Linked DNA regions of Homo sapiens: regions 2 and 3 are each linked to region 1. The links are chromatin contacts, found by Hi-C or POLR2A ChIA-PET in ENCODE. All regions are on one chromosome and are shown on one strand. The core of a region is the stretch at or near the end of the contact, and the rest is flanking DNA. Distances in the headings are between cores, read along the strand shown. Region 1 holds the start of PAPPA (pappalysin 1). Region 2 has its middle 79 kb from the start of PAPPA. Region 3 overlaps PAPPA (pappalysin 1).

Region 1 (3,847 bases), core at 1,000-3,499:
AATTATCACCATCGTCATTATTATTATGGATAACGTTTCCTCTGTTCCAAATTAGACCCTCCTCTGGGCAAATAGGGCTTGCGAGTTAAAAGTGAATGAGTTCAGTCTCCTTCTTCTTCCCGGAGGAAAAAAAAAAAGGAAAAATAGCATGCGATGACGTCAGTTGTGGGTTGTTGGGGGGAATCACTGTATCGCTCTCCTTTGATAGCTGGAAAGCGGGGGCTTCGGGAGACGTATTCTTGGGATAGCAGCAGAGTGTGGGTCTCCTAAAGGGGTCTTCATGTCAACTGGATAGTCAGTGCTACATCTGTGAAAGTCCAAGCCATGGAAAGACAGGAAGAAGCAGAACTGCCCGGAGAGCTCACAGCTTTCCCTTCTAAGAAAGTGTGTGTGTGAGGGGGTGGGATCGCAAAACGCCTTCACACGTTTCCTGGCTGCAGTGAAGGGGGAACCCCTACTCTCACTTTAAGACGTCCCAGGACATGGCAAGATTGTTTGTGCAGAAAGGGAATCTCCCAGACAGAAAAGGCAAAACTTTCCTCCTCTCTTCCAGCGCCGCCCCCACCTCCGCTCCCCAGTTTTATTAAAGGCATTTCCACAGATTCATTTAGAGGGGGGAAAATGGATGCTGGAGCATTTCTAAGGTTTGCAATCCTCGCAAAGTGTCCGATTTCACTATAGGCTTTGCTGTGGAACAGCGAAGGGGAGAGAGAGGGAGGTTGAGGAGGGAGAACTCAAATTCATTACGGGCTCATAAAGTCCCATATGAGAAAAGCGCCCCGTTTCGCAGCCGCGTCTGGGGAACGCTGGCGGGGTATGCGTTAGGAAGGTCTCGTCCCAGCCCCGAGTGACAGGCAATGGGCTTTAAAAGCTAGGACATGGGATGGCGTGGAGGGGGTGAGGGTGAGTCCCAGAGGCAGGCTTCAATCAGTGAGCAACTTTGGGGCACTTCGAGGACTTCTAAGTCCTGGCCATTACAACAACCTTGCCCTTGCCGGCTTTCAGGGGAATGGGGCCTAATGAAGGGGAGTTACCTCCATTAAAACGTCAAAGAAATCAACGGTCCCCAAGTCTCCTTTCACATGCATCTCAATTGGGTCATCCTCCCTTTCATCCCAAAAGGAGAGAGTGCATCTGACCATTCGGAGCACGGGTTACGTGCCCTAGGCTCCGGGAACCAGCCCTCACTGGCCGAGGGTCCGCGGGGCCGCCAGGAGGGCTCCCCAGGTTCCTCCCAGGGATGGAGCAGCTACGCCTTCCGAGTGTGCCCATTCCACCGATGGAGCAAAGTGAGGCTCTCAGCTCGCCCGGATGTCTCTGCGCCGCTCGCGGGGCAGCTCTCGCACAGACACGCCCGCAAGCCCCCGACCCGCCCGCCACCCGCGCCCAGACACCCGCGAGCCTCTGGGGCCGCAGGGACGGTGCAGCGCCCGCCGAGGCGCCCTCACCTACCTGTGATCACTGCCGGAGACCTCTGGCCCCCCTCCGCTCGCAGCCACACTTGCAGCGTGAACGCGTCCCGGGGCAGCTCGAGGTCGGCCCGGAGGCGCAGCTGCTCGCCTCGCCCGCTGAAATAGAGCGCCCGGCTCGGCGGGCTCGGCTCCTCGGTGGCGCCCCTCGCCTCCCGCTGCTGCCGCCGCCGGGGGACGCGCACGGCTTCCCAGGCACCGCCCGGCGGCGGCGGCGGCGGCGGCGAGGCGCGGCGGCCGCGGGCCGCCCGGGTGGCGCAGGTGGCCGGGCCGGCGGCGGGGCGCGGGGGTCGGCCGGCCCGCGGGTCTCTCCGGGCCCGGCGGGGACGCTCGGCCAGCCCGCAGCCCAGCGCGGCGCTCAGCAGCCCCAGGTGCAGCACCCAACTCCAGAGCCGCATGTCCGACGGTTCCCCCCGCCCCCCCTTCGCCCCTGCACCGCCACCCGGAGCTGCCAGCTTTGGGAGCCTCGGCGCCTCGACTTTCTTCGCTTCTTCACCCTTCTTGGGCGAGCCCCCCTTTCCACTTGCTTTTTTCTTTTCTTTCTCGCTTTCCTCCTCAAGGTGTGTGCTCCACTCTCCCCACCTTTGAAAAATACAGCCCAACTCCTCCTGGTTGGCAATTAATTTCTCTCCCCGCTCCTTTATCTGCCTTATTTTTCCCCTAACAGCTGGTTGCCTTCCTCCTTGTTTTATTTCATTTTATTTTATATGATTTCTCGCTCCAAAAAAAAGCTCCTCTTAAGACTGATCCGCTGAATTCCCTCCCCCCAAAAGATGCTCTAATTTATTTATTTTTTGCGTCCTTTATAACACAAGCCACAGCCCCCTTCTCCCCCCCCAAGTCCCCCCTCCCCTCCCTCCTTCTTCTCAAAATGAAAGGAAAGAGGGGGAAAAAATCCCTCAGAAGATGAGTAAACAAGCGTATGCTAATCTGCTCCCCAGCGCTCCACCTTCCCAATTGAATGAGTCCCTGTTAAAACTGCGGGGATCATGACTAATCAATCAGTTTGGAGAGGCCGAGCTATCCAGCTTTCCTTCACTTTGCCTTTTGCCTCCTTTCCTTCGCTCCCGCTTCTCCACCACCCCCTCCTTTTCTCTCTCTCTCTCTCTCTCTTTTTTTTTTTTTTTTTTTAAGGAGACAATCTTAAAGTAACAATTTAATGAAATTCTGTACACACCCCCTTACGGTCCTCCCAGCTCTCATTCCTGCTCAAAACACACATTCCTGTTTTTGTTTTGTTTTGCTTGCTTTTTTTCCCTCCCTCACTCCCCCCACTTATTATTATTATTTCTGATGGCAGGAGAAAAATCTGTCTCTTCTCTTAGGATCCCCTTTGCACTTTGCTGGTAAACCTCATCCTTTTCTGTAGCACATAAAGAGTCTTGAAACTTGATTCTTAGATTTTTTTTTTTAATTCTCTCTCTCTGTCTCTCCCTCCCTCCCTCTCCCTCTCTTTCTCTTTTTCTCACTCTCTCCCTTACTCTTCTTCCCGCTTCCTCTCCCTTTACCTCTTTCCCTCTTCTTTTCCCTGTCCTTTTCCCTCTCAGAATTTCCTTAAAGTTGTACGATGATGAACCATTCCCCTCTTTTCTGAGCCCCCAGATAAGGCTGGCTTCAGCTAACCCAAATGTTTCCAAAGTTCTTATGGAATCATCAGAAGAAAATAGAAGAAAGGCACTGTCCAGGACATCTGCCTTTCAGAAGCTGTAGTCCTAGTACAACTGGGTCTCTGAATTTCCCCGAATACTCTTTAAAATACTCTGTTGGTCATTAGAAATTATTTTAATTTTATAAGAAGAAAATGAGAGAAAAATATTAATTTGCCTAATGTTTTCAACTTAAGCAATTCAGGTCCTCTGAAATTGTTAAAGTCACAGGTAAGGATCTGACCATTTGCTGCTTTGTAGGTCTGTTTTTGAACTGGGACATACATGTAATATATTTTTTTCTTCTTTTTTCCCCCTCTTTATAGAACTCAAAAGCTCCCCCTTATGGCAAAACAGATCTTCTTTTATTTTGTCCAAGTGTTTAATAAGTCAAAACATGTTAGCAATGGTGGATTACAAGCTATTAATTACCAATCTATTCCAATAAGGTAGTGATAAAAATATTCTGTGTGAAGTTTGCATGTGAATAGCGTGCTGAAAGTCTGCGATAAAATTAACTCCACTAAATTGTAACTTTCTTCTTCAATTGCTCTTATCTTCCGAGCTGCTCCAGATCTTTCTTGAGAGCTAGGAACATTGCTACACGCTTCAGGAAGAGAGAAAACCAAGGAAGAATGTTTGTTGGCAAAAGTATGACGATTTGTCGGATGAGCAAATGACTCAGACATCCCCTCTATGAAAGCTGGAATGCGATATATGCAAAGATTATGG
Region 2 (3,879 bases), core at 1,072-3,571, 79 kb after region 1:
CAATCTCCCTGAGCCAGAAGCTTTGCAAAGACAAGGGTTAGGTATGCTTCTGCTCAATGTTATATTTCTTATGACTAGACCCATGCCTGACATATAGTAGTTGTTCAATAAACATTTGTGGGAGAAAAAAATTCACAGATATGAAGCAGGAAACATTTGCCAGAATTTTCAAGCAAGGATTTGGACTTGAATTTTCCCCCAGCACAGACAAGAACAAACTGTGTATAATTTCCCACAAACAGAAGATCAATTTTTGCTGTGACAGCACAAATCCATCCTGGTGGAAGAAAATTAAGTCACATGTTTGCCCCGGCATAAAGTTGTAGATTTTTGGCAGATGCCTTCCACCATTTTGGCTGTCAAAATTGTGTGTGTGTGTGTGTGTGTGTGTGTGTGTGTGTGTATTTCTTTTCCAACAGTCTCCTTCTGTTTCCATGGAAAAATGCCAAAGGAGTGTGGGGGAGGGGAGAATCAAAGAAAGATATTCAATTTTCATTAGAAGTAATCAACAGAATTTCTTTATTCAAGGAAAATAACTTTAGACACAGCAACTGTAATAGCAGCAGTGGAAATAGTGATAATATAATTGCAATAACATAGTCATCATTTAATCCTGTTAACAGACATTAAAGTCACGAGGAATTTATTGAGCACCTACTGTATGCCAGACCCTATACTAGCCATTTCTTTCTAATAAAATTATCTTATTTAATTCTAATGATTGACTTGTGAAGTATAAAATATCTCAATTTTACAGATGAAATAACTGAGTTAAGTGGGAAAACAAAATATAATGTGATCAAGTTCATTCAGCTTGAAAATGAAAGATATAATTTAAACTCAGGACAATATGACACTTTTTATCACACTTTTTCAAAAGATTAGGTGGATCATTCTTAGGATAGGGGTATGGAGGCATGGGGTATGATTGATTTCCCTGTTGAGTGAATCTCCTAATGATATTTCTGTTTTACGTGGTTGAGCTACAGAGTAAGGTCTAAAATTCTGCTTCCACAATTAGAATAATATTAAAGTATTAAAATCAGACTAATCAAATTATATGGTCTACTTCTGATTAACTAACCACAAAAATATACTTCATTCACTTATGTGGTAAGTTCAGAAACAAGGGGTTAGGAGTCTAACAGACCTGAGTTCAAATCCCACTTGCATTATTTAACAGCTGCATGTTTTTTTGACTAACAATTCAATTCTTTTGAATGTTTTTTTTCCCATAAGAGAGCTTAATGATACTTCTCTCACAATATTACTATGAGGAATAAGAAAATCAATGTATATGTACAATCCTCATCTTTAGGCAGGCAATACTTCTTAGTTCCTCACTATTTTCCCTGTGAATTCTATTTCCAATCACCTGTACCACTTTCCTCAACATCACCCTAGGGCTGTCCCCCAAATCTGCAAACTTCCCTGTTGTTTTCTTTAACACTTTGTCCAACTATACACTGCATATTTTCTTTAACCTTTCTTTTCCCGTAAATTAATCACAACAGCCTTTTTTTCTCTAAAGTGATTTACTATATTTCTTCCCCTATTGGAGGCAAAGCAGGATGTAAAACTTTGCCACACTCATAGCAGTTAGGGGAGAAGAAAGGCATCAGCTCACCAGAAGATATGGATTGCTTAACTGTCCCAACAGAGTGAGAAGGGGTTAGGTAGAGGCTTTCTGTGACTCATGATGATCTTTCCTTATAGTCCAGCATCAGAAGGAATTCCAGCAGGCCAGTTTCTGGATCAGCATTGGATATCGTAATGCAGAGGAAGGCACCTAATCGTTCATGTCCCTTCTGACATGCTGCCGTCAAGTACAGGGTATTTTCTTCCTTACGCTTTGTCAAATGTGGTTTTAATCAGCCGTAACCACAAAAAAAATCACAAACTTTAGGATTTTTTTTCAGTTTCTATGCCTGAATAGCTTTGCAGGGACCTACAGGAGACTAATTAGGACCCCTAAGATATGAAGGAACAGATAGAAAACAAATGGCCACATGCGCCAGTTCTCAAACAATGTGCCCATCAATGGCAAAAGAGACAGAGTACACATGCCTGCCCAGCTCTTCACTGGGGTTCTAGCCTTTGGCTCTCCACTGCCAACCCAGGGCCCAAGGTGCTGCTAGAGTGAGCCTCTGGATATGCAGCTATCAGCTCTCCCCAAATAAACTCCTTTCCTGGTTTCCTGTTGCCTAATGTAAATTTGAGCATTACTGCACTACCCAGAAGTCTCTTAAATATATCAAATTCTTGATTCTTCATGTCCTGATCACTCCATTCTTGCTTTGTCCAAATGACTAAGCCCTACCCATTCTTCTAAATCCCATTCTGAATCACCCCTGCTAGGAAACCTTCTCTGATCCTCTAAACCAGATTAACTGCCTTTCCTCAGTATTTTCATAGCCTCCCAAGATTTGCATAGGACATTATTCATAAGCTACTGTATTGTAATTATTTACTTATTTGTCTATGTTATTAGACTATGAAAAGGTTGAGGATAGAAACATTATTTTATTTATCTCTATGTCCCCATATTTAACATGGGGCCTGACTCATATGTGAGGACTTTGTGTTACATACATAGCATGAAAACACACAAGCTTGGAATTGGTTAGATCTTTTTTCATCTTCTTTTTTTTTTTTTTTCTTTCCCAGGCCTTTTCCCTGAAAAGGAGTTGTTTAGATTTGGATTTAAATCTACTCACTGTCATTTATTCTCCAGGTAACTATTGAAAAATGACTTCACCTTGCTAAGCCTTAGTTTGCTCATCTGTAAAACAGGAGTAATAATCAGACCTACCTCACAGCTTTATTTTGAGGACTAAATGAAATAATGTCAGCAAAGTGCTTAGCACAGTTCTTAGCACATGGTGATCCCTGGTATACTTACTATAAATACTCATTTTAGTGTTCTGCAAATATTTCATAGATGAGTGGATAGCATGAACCATGATGGCAAATGGTTCTAACAAATGGACTGATGCCAGAATTTTGCCTTAAACTCCATTGACCCAGGAATAACTCTGAGGCTTTGGGCTGCTCATTAAGACTTTATTAAAATTATTTTAACCTTTGGTGGTTGCCAGAGTCAGACATGCCAGGGAGCTGAGGTTTGCCACAATGAGCTGTGTCCTCCCACGCATCCCAACTCTGGCAGAGCCATAGAGGGGCCTGGGATGATGGCCAAGGGAACATACTCCTCACTCAAACCTGTACACTGACGTGTCTTCTGGAAACTAGAAGAAAGGCTAGCTGTTTGGCTCTTTTGGTGACACTGAGTCTTGTAGCTTAAAAATATCTACACACACCCACCTGACTCCAAAAACCTGGTCTGAACTCGAGTATAAGCAAGTCTGACCTTGTGTTTCCCTACAGAGAAGGCTTCCCTGACATACATTCCCTGACATGTATGGGGGAGTATCATCAGAGCCATCACAGATGCTATAATCTGGAAAAAGGGATGTCCCAGGTGCTTCTTCTGGAACCAAGAGCCTAATCTCTCTGCATGTTCACTCTTGCAGTGAGAGTAGCGATGTCCTGGACCCATAGTGATACTCTCAGAGCCGTCCTGAGGGGTCTAGATTTATTTACTTTTCCACTAAGGGCATCAGATGCTTCTACTTTTTCAAATGGTTTCTTCCTGTCTTTCAATGTCTGTGCCTGCCTCGAAGTAATGTCCCTTTCTGCTTCCCCATCCACAGTTCTGGTGGTCTTCTCTTCATTCATTGTGGGGCACAAAGTCAGTGATATATGTTCATTAAGATTTAGTAAAATTTCTGAGTCTCAGGAATAGGTTCTGTGAAGACCCACGGTATTAACATTTGCATGGGCTTCTGACATCCCTTTTTATATTGTAAGTCTTTTTTC
Region 3 (4,023 bases), core at 1,492-3,991, 80 kb before region 1:
TCACATCTTTAATTGAGCACCAGTTGAGTGCAGTGGCTTAGGAGTCAGAACGAAATTCCAATCCTTACCTTCACCGCTTCCTAACTGTGTGATCTTGGACAAGTGACTTCACATCTCTAAGCCCCAGTTTTCTTCTTTGTAAAATAAGAATAATAGGGCTATGGTTGTGGAGAGGATGGAATGAGTAAAAGATGCAAAGACCTTAGCCCATTTTCTAGTACACAGGAAAAGCACTAATGGCTTCATTATAAGATGGTCTTCCTCCTAAGACAGAAATTCTGAGGATGTTTGGGGAAGAAGTAATAGAGAGGTGGCTTGAGAAGTGAGTAATTTTTTTTTTTTTTTTTTTTGAGATGGAGTTTCACTCTTGTGGCCGAGGCTGGAGTGCAATGGCATGATCTCGGTTCACTGCAACCCCGCCTCCTGGATTCAAGAGATTCTCCTGCCTCAGCCTCCTGAGTAGCTGGGATTACAGGTGTTCATCACCACACCCAGCTAATTTTTTTGTATTATTAGTAGAGACGGGGTTTCACCATGTTAGCCAGGCTGGTCTTAAACTCCTGACCTCAGGTGACCCGCCTGCCTCGGCCTCCCAAAGTGCTGAGATTACAGGAGTGAGCCACCTCCCTGGCCGGGAAGTGAGTATGAAAGACAAGTACTACTTCACATAAGAGCAGTGAGCATCCAGAAAGAGTTACGGAAACCTAAAGCTGCAAAGGCCCTAAGGATCAAATGGGTTTGAACCACTGTTCTGCCTCAGGAAATAAGACAAAAACAAGTGCTGTTAAAGTTGATATTCACTTTCCAGCACAATTTTTGTGCAAATACCTAGGACTGTGCCCAACCCCCACCCAATCTACTATAACTTCACCCCCGATTCACCCACTGAAAAAGCAATCAAAATGCATAAATTGTCTTCAATTTAATATAAAAAGAAAATCATTAGCAAACTTCAGTTCTTCTACTTTCATTAGTAATAAATGATTTTCTCACTGCTACTCTCATCCAACCTCCTTCATTTACTATTGGAATGACTAAGATTAAGAAAGGCTTATGAGGCTTAAGGTCACACATCAGATTTGTCACTAAATCCAGGTCTAATGGTTCCTTCCCTATTGCTCTTCCCATGATATCAACTCTGCCATGTTAAGACAAATCTACACCCAATGATGGGTTACAATCCATAGAGTGAGTCTTGACTGTGATGAACCTTCCCCCTGTCCAGGCCTCTCTGACCCACCTCACGTTCCTCCACAACCCACCCACTTAATAAACTCCCTATTCAGAGAATGCACTTACATGTCTACGAATTTCCTATTGAGATGTAGGATGGAGGCCACATCCATCTGGAGAGGAGGGTCCCGGACCACCTTATACTTCAGGGGCTTACACTGTAGACAGAGTGGGGTGTCTGCAGTGGAGGTCAACATGGCAGCATCGATCTCCAGGTGCTCATCCAGCGTGTAGATTTGGATGCCATACACCTCCTCGCCCACGTCCCAGAGTCTGATGGTCAGTGGGACATCACAGAAGACATTCTGAGGACCCAGGGAGATGTTCTTCCCACTGACAGCCAACAGTTTGATGTCATTGACAGCTCCACTAGAGTCCCAGTCAGTGGAGACAAAGGTCACCCAAATGGTCAGAGACTCAGGGACCAAGGGGTAGAGGAACTCCAGCTCGAGGTAGCAGCCTTGAGGCTCAGGGCAGGCTGGAGGAACCGTGTGTGGGTTGACAGCTGAATTTGGGCTCCAGGTGCGGACACTGGACTTACAGGGCTGTTCAACATCAGGATGACCTATGCAGAAGAGATGAGGGAATGAGTTCTTGGGGAAAGAGCTTTATTCCCATCCTTAGAGTTTCCTGTGGACCCCAGGAGAAATTGGTCTGACTAGAACTTAGACAGAGGGGAAAAGGAGAGGAAGGTTCTTGGTGCCTTGGTGAATCTGCTATACACACAGCATCCATCTCATCCCCACCCCTGCAATACAGATTTCAGAGGAATCACCAGACATTCAGTCAAACTGCTTTCATCTCACTACCGAGTCAATGTTCAAACTTTCCTTCCTCATCTTCCACTTAGGAGGCTGTGCTGCCTAAGATGAAAAGAAGTAAAGGGTACATATTGGCTAAACACCCACTGTGTCCCCTGAACTTTAATTCTTGCAAGGACTTATTTAGGAGGTGATAAAACTAAGGCTCCCAAATATAGAGTGAATCGATCAGGTTCATACAACTTGAAGTGTAAAAGCCAGCATTGGAACCGAGTTTTGTTTCATTTTGGAATCTGTATTCTTTGCTGTTCTCCCTATTGGATGCAGGGGACAGTAGAATAAATTAGAATCCTTGTGGTATTACTGCCATTGGTAAAACCTACTTGGACTGACAGAAATCCTAACCCCACCCCCCGACCAGCAAAGAATAGGTGAGCATAAATAGCATCCACCCTGCAGACTGAGGACCTGGGAGGAAACTGTCTAGAACCATGAACAACAGAGCTGGAAGGCAGCCTTGGAGCCCTCTTATCTCTCCTCCTCCCCTTCTCTACATGCAGTCATTCCATACCACTGAGCTTCTCCGCACTCTGTTCTGTCTCACTCAGGAAGGGGAGGGTTGGGTGAGGAGCGGGGAGAAGGAAGGAGGGTTTCTTCTCCTCTTTCCCTAGGGAGATGATGCCTCATCCCCACTGATCTCAGCCTGCAGCGACTTCTGAATTTTTCTCTGCTGAGATCACATCTAGACTCCCAGAGAGCTCTTCCTTGCACTACTGAGGAAAATAACCAGGACTCAATGTAGTGATTGGCTCTAATTTGTTTAAGGGAGCCTCATGAGAGAGACAGACCGGATGGTAAGATGAAGGACCTCAAGTTGCCCAACTAGACACCTTAAAAAAAAATTAAGAGACAGAGTCCTGCTCTGTTGCCTAGGCTGCAGTGGAATGGTCTGATTGTAGCTCATTGCAGGCTCAAATTCCCCTGCCTCAGCCTCCTGAGTAGCTGAATATAGGCATGTGTCCCCATGCCCACCTAGCCACATTCTTTTTTTTTCTTCAGCCTCAGTGGTTGGTTGGGAGGGTGGTGGTGACCCTAGACATTTCTGAAGCAAATAAGAAAAAAAAAAGATCTTTGCTTAAAAACGCTTTGTGGTAATGTTACAGGGTAACAGGAATCACTATAATGTCAATACTAGAAAGTTATTTGGAGTGAAAAAACTATGCCAGTGAAGGCTGTAAATGCCTCTAACCTCCTTGCCTCTGCTTAGCCAAGGAAAGAAAGAAGCCACCAAGTGGAGATGGAGAAGAGAAGAGGAAAAGAGAAGGAGGGGTGAGAAAATACACAGAGGCTTCTTAGATATAATGCATCACAGCAAGAAAAGATGGATTTAATTACAAGATTTCCTCTATCTCTCCTTGGCTAGTTTCATTCATTATTTGCAGTAACTGCTGGCTCAAAGCAACCTTTAGTTTAGGGTGTAAAACACAAGTAGGACTCCCCACCTAGCTGAAGCCTTTCTTCTTGTCTACTTTCCCACACACTGAGTTCCTGACTTTCTTAACTTTGTGGGATGTTGACACACATGTATCACTTATTCATTCAGTCAACTTCATTGAAGGCAGCACTTTACAGTATATGAAACACATCTCCTAGTTATTAGTTAACTCATCTGATTGTCATCAAAATCCTGTAAGATCGTTGTCATTTTGTCTCTATTAAAGAGCACTGCTTCGCTCAACGCCATGTAGCTTTTGCTTAATACAGTGTGCCTAGTCCATAGAGTATTCACATAGCAGATGCTAAATAAATATTTGTTAACCTTCTAGCCTGTTAACATTGAGTTAAAAGTTACAGCATAGAACATTAAAGCATGCTTCCTGATGGTGGGTGCCAGGTGAACATTCCACCCCTCCATGGGCTTTCTCCTGCAACTGGCAAGGGATGATGTAATCTTCCTCCCTTCCTTGGAGAAAATGACTGTCAGGGGTGGGAAGCCACAGGAGAGCAAAGATGACAAATCTGCCTGGCT

What was found. Hi-C counts contacts between places; a loop is a spot of excess contacts on that map. ChIA-PET counts read pairs that join two places held with the same protein, here RNA polymerase II (POLR2A). Pooled maps may share reads with other maps.
Region 2: a loop to region 1 is called in a map of IMR-90, with 2.0 times the contacts of the local background. The contact joins the enhancer-like site here to the promoter of PAPPA in region 1. A Hi-C loop is called at or near these places in 2 of 168 maps with a recorded cell type or tissue (IMR-90 and psoas muscle) and 1 of 50 pooled maps. POLR2A ChIA-PET finds 5 or more read pairs at or near these places in 6 of 52 experiments (A549, AG04450, BJ and 3 more).
Region 3: a map of A673 shows a loop between it and region 1 (2.5-fold over the local background). The contact joins the enhancer-like site here to the promoter of PAPPA in region 1. A Hi-C loop is called at or near these places in 4 of 168 maps with a recorded cell type or tissue (A673, astrocyte of the cerebellum, chondrocyte and 1 more). POLR2A ChIA-PET finds 5 or more read pairs at or near these places in 4 of 52 experiments (A549, A673, BJ and 1 more).

Annotation. Positions count from the first base shown.
Region 1 is chr9:116,152,193-116,156,039 of GRCh38, reverse strand. It overlaps PAPPA (pappalysin 1), which reads right to left and starts at 2,249. Exons shown (of 22, transcript NM_002581.5): 1 at 1,453-2,249. The coding sequence starts at 1,867. RefSeq lists a silencer at 383-472.
Region 2 is chr9:116,073,218-116,077,096 of GRCh38, reverse strand. No RefSeq gene overlaps it. Among named protein-coding and RNA genes, the nearest start is that of PAPPA, 79 kb to the left of the region's middle. Within about 2 kb of position 2,321, at least 2 of the 41 ENCODE cell types and tissues checked have a DNase peak (open chromatin) inside an H3K27ac peak, as active enhancers do; they include IMR-90, where a contact is called at or near this core.
Region 3 is chr9:116,232,914-116,236,936 of GRCh38, reverse strand. PAPPA (pappalysin 1) reads right to left here. Exons shown (of 22, transcript NM_002581.5): 7 at 1,300-1,798. Among named protein-coding and RNA genes, the nearest start is that of PAPPA, 81 kb to the right of the region's middle. Within about 2 kb of position 2,741, at least 4 of the 41 ENCODE cell types and tissues checked have a DNase peak (open chromatin) inside an H3K27ac peak, as active enhancers do; they include A673, where a contact is called at or near this core.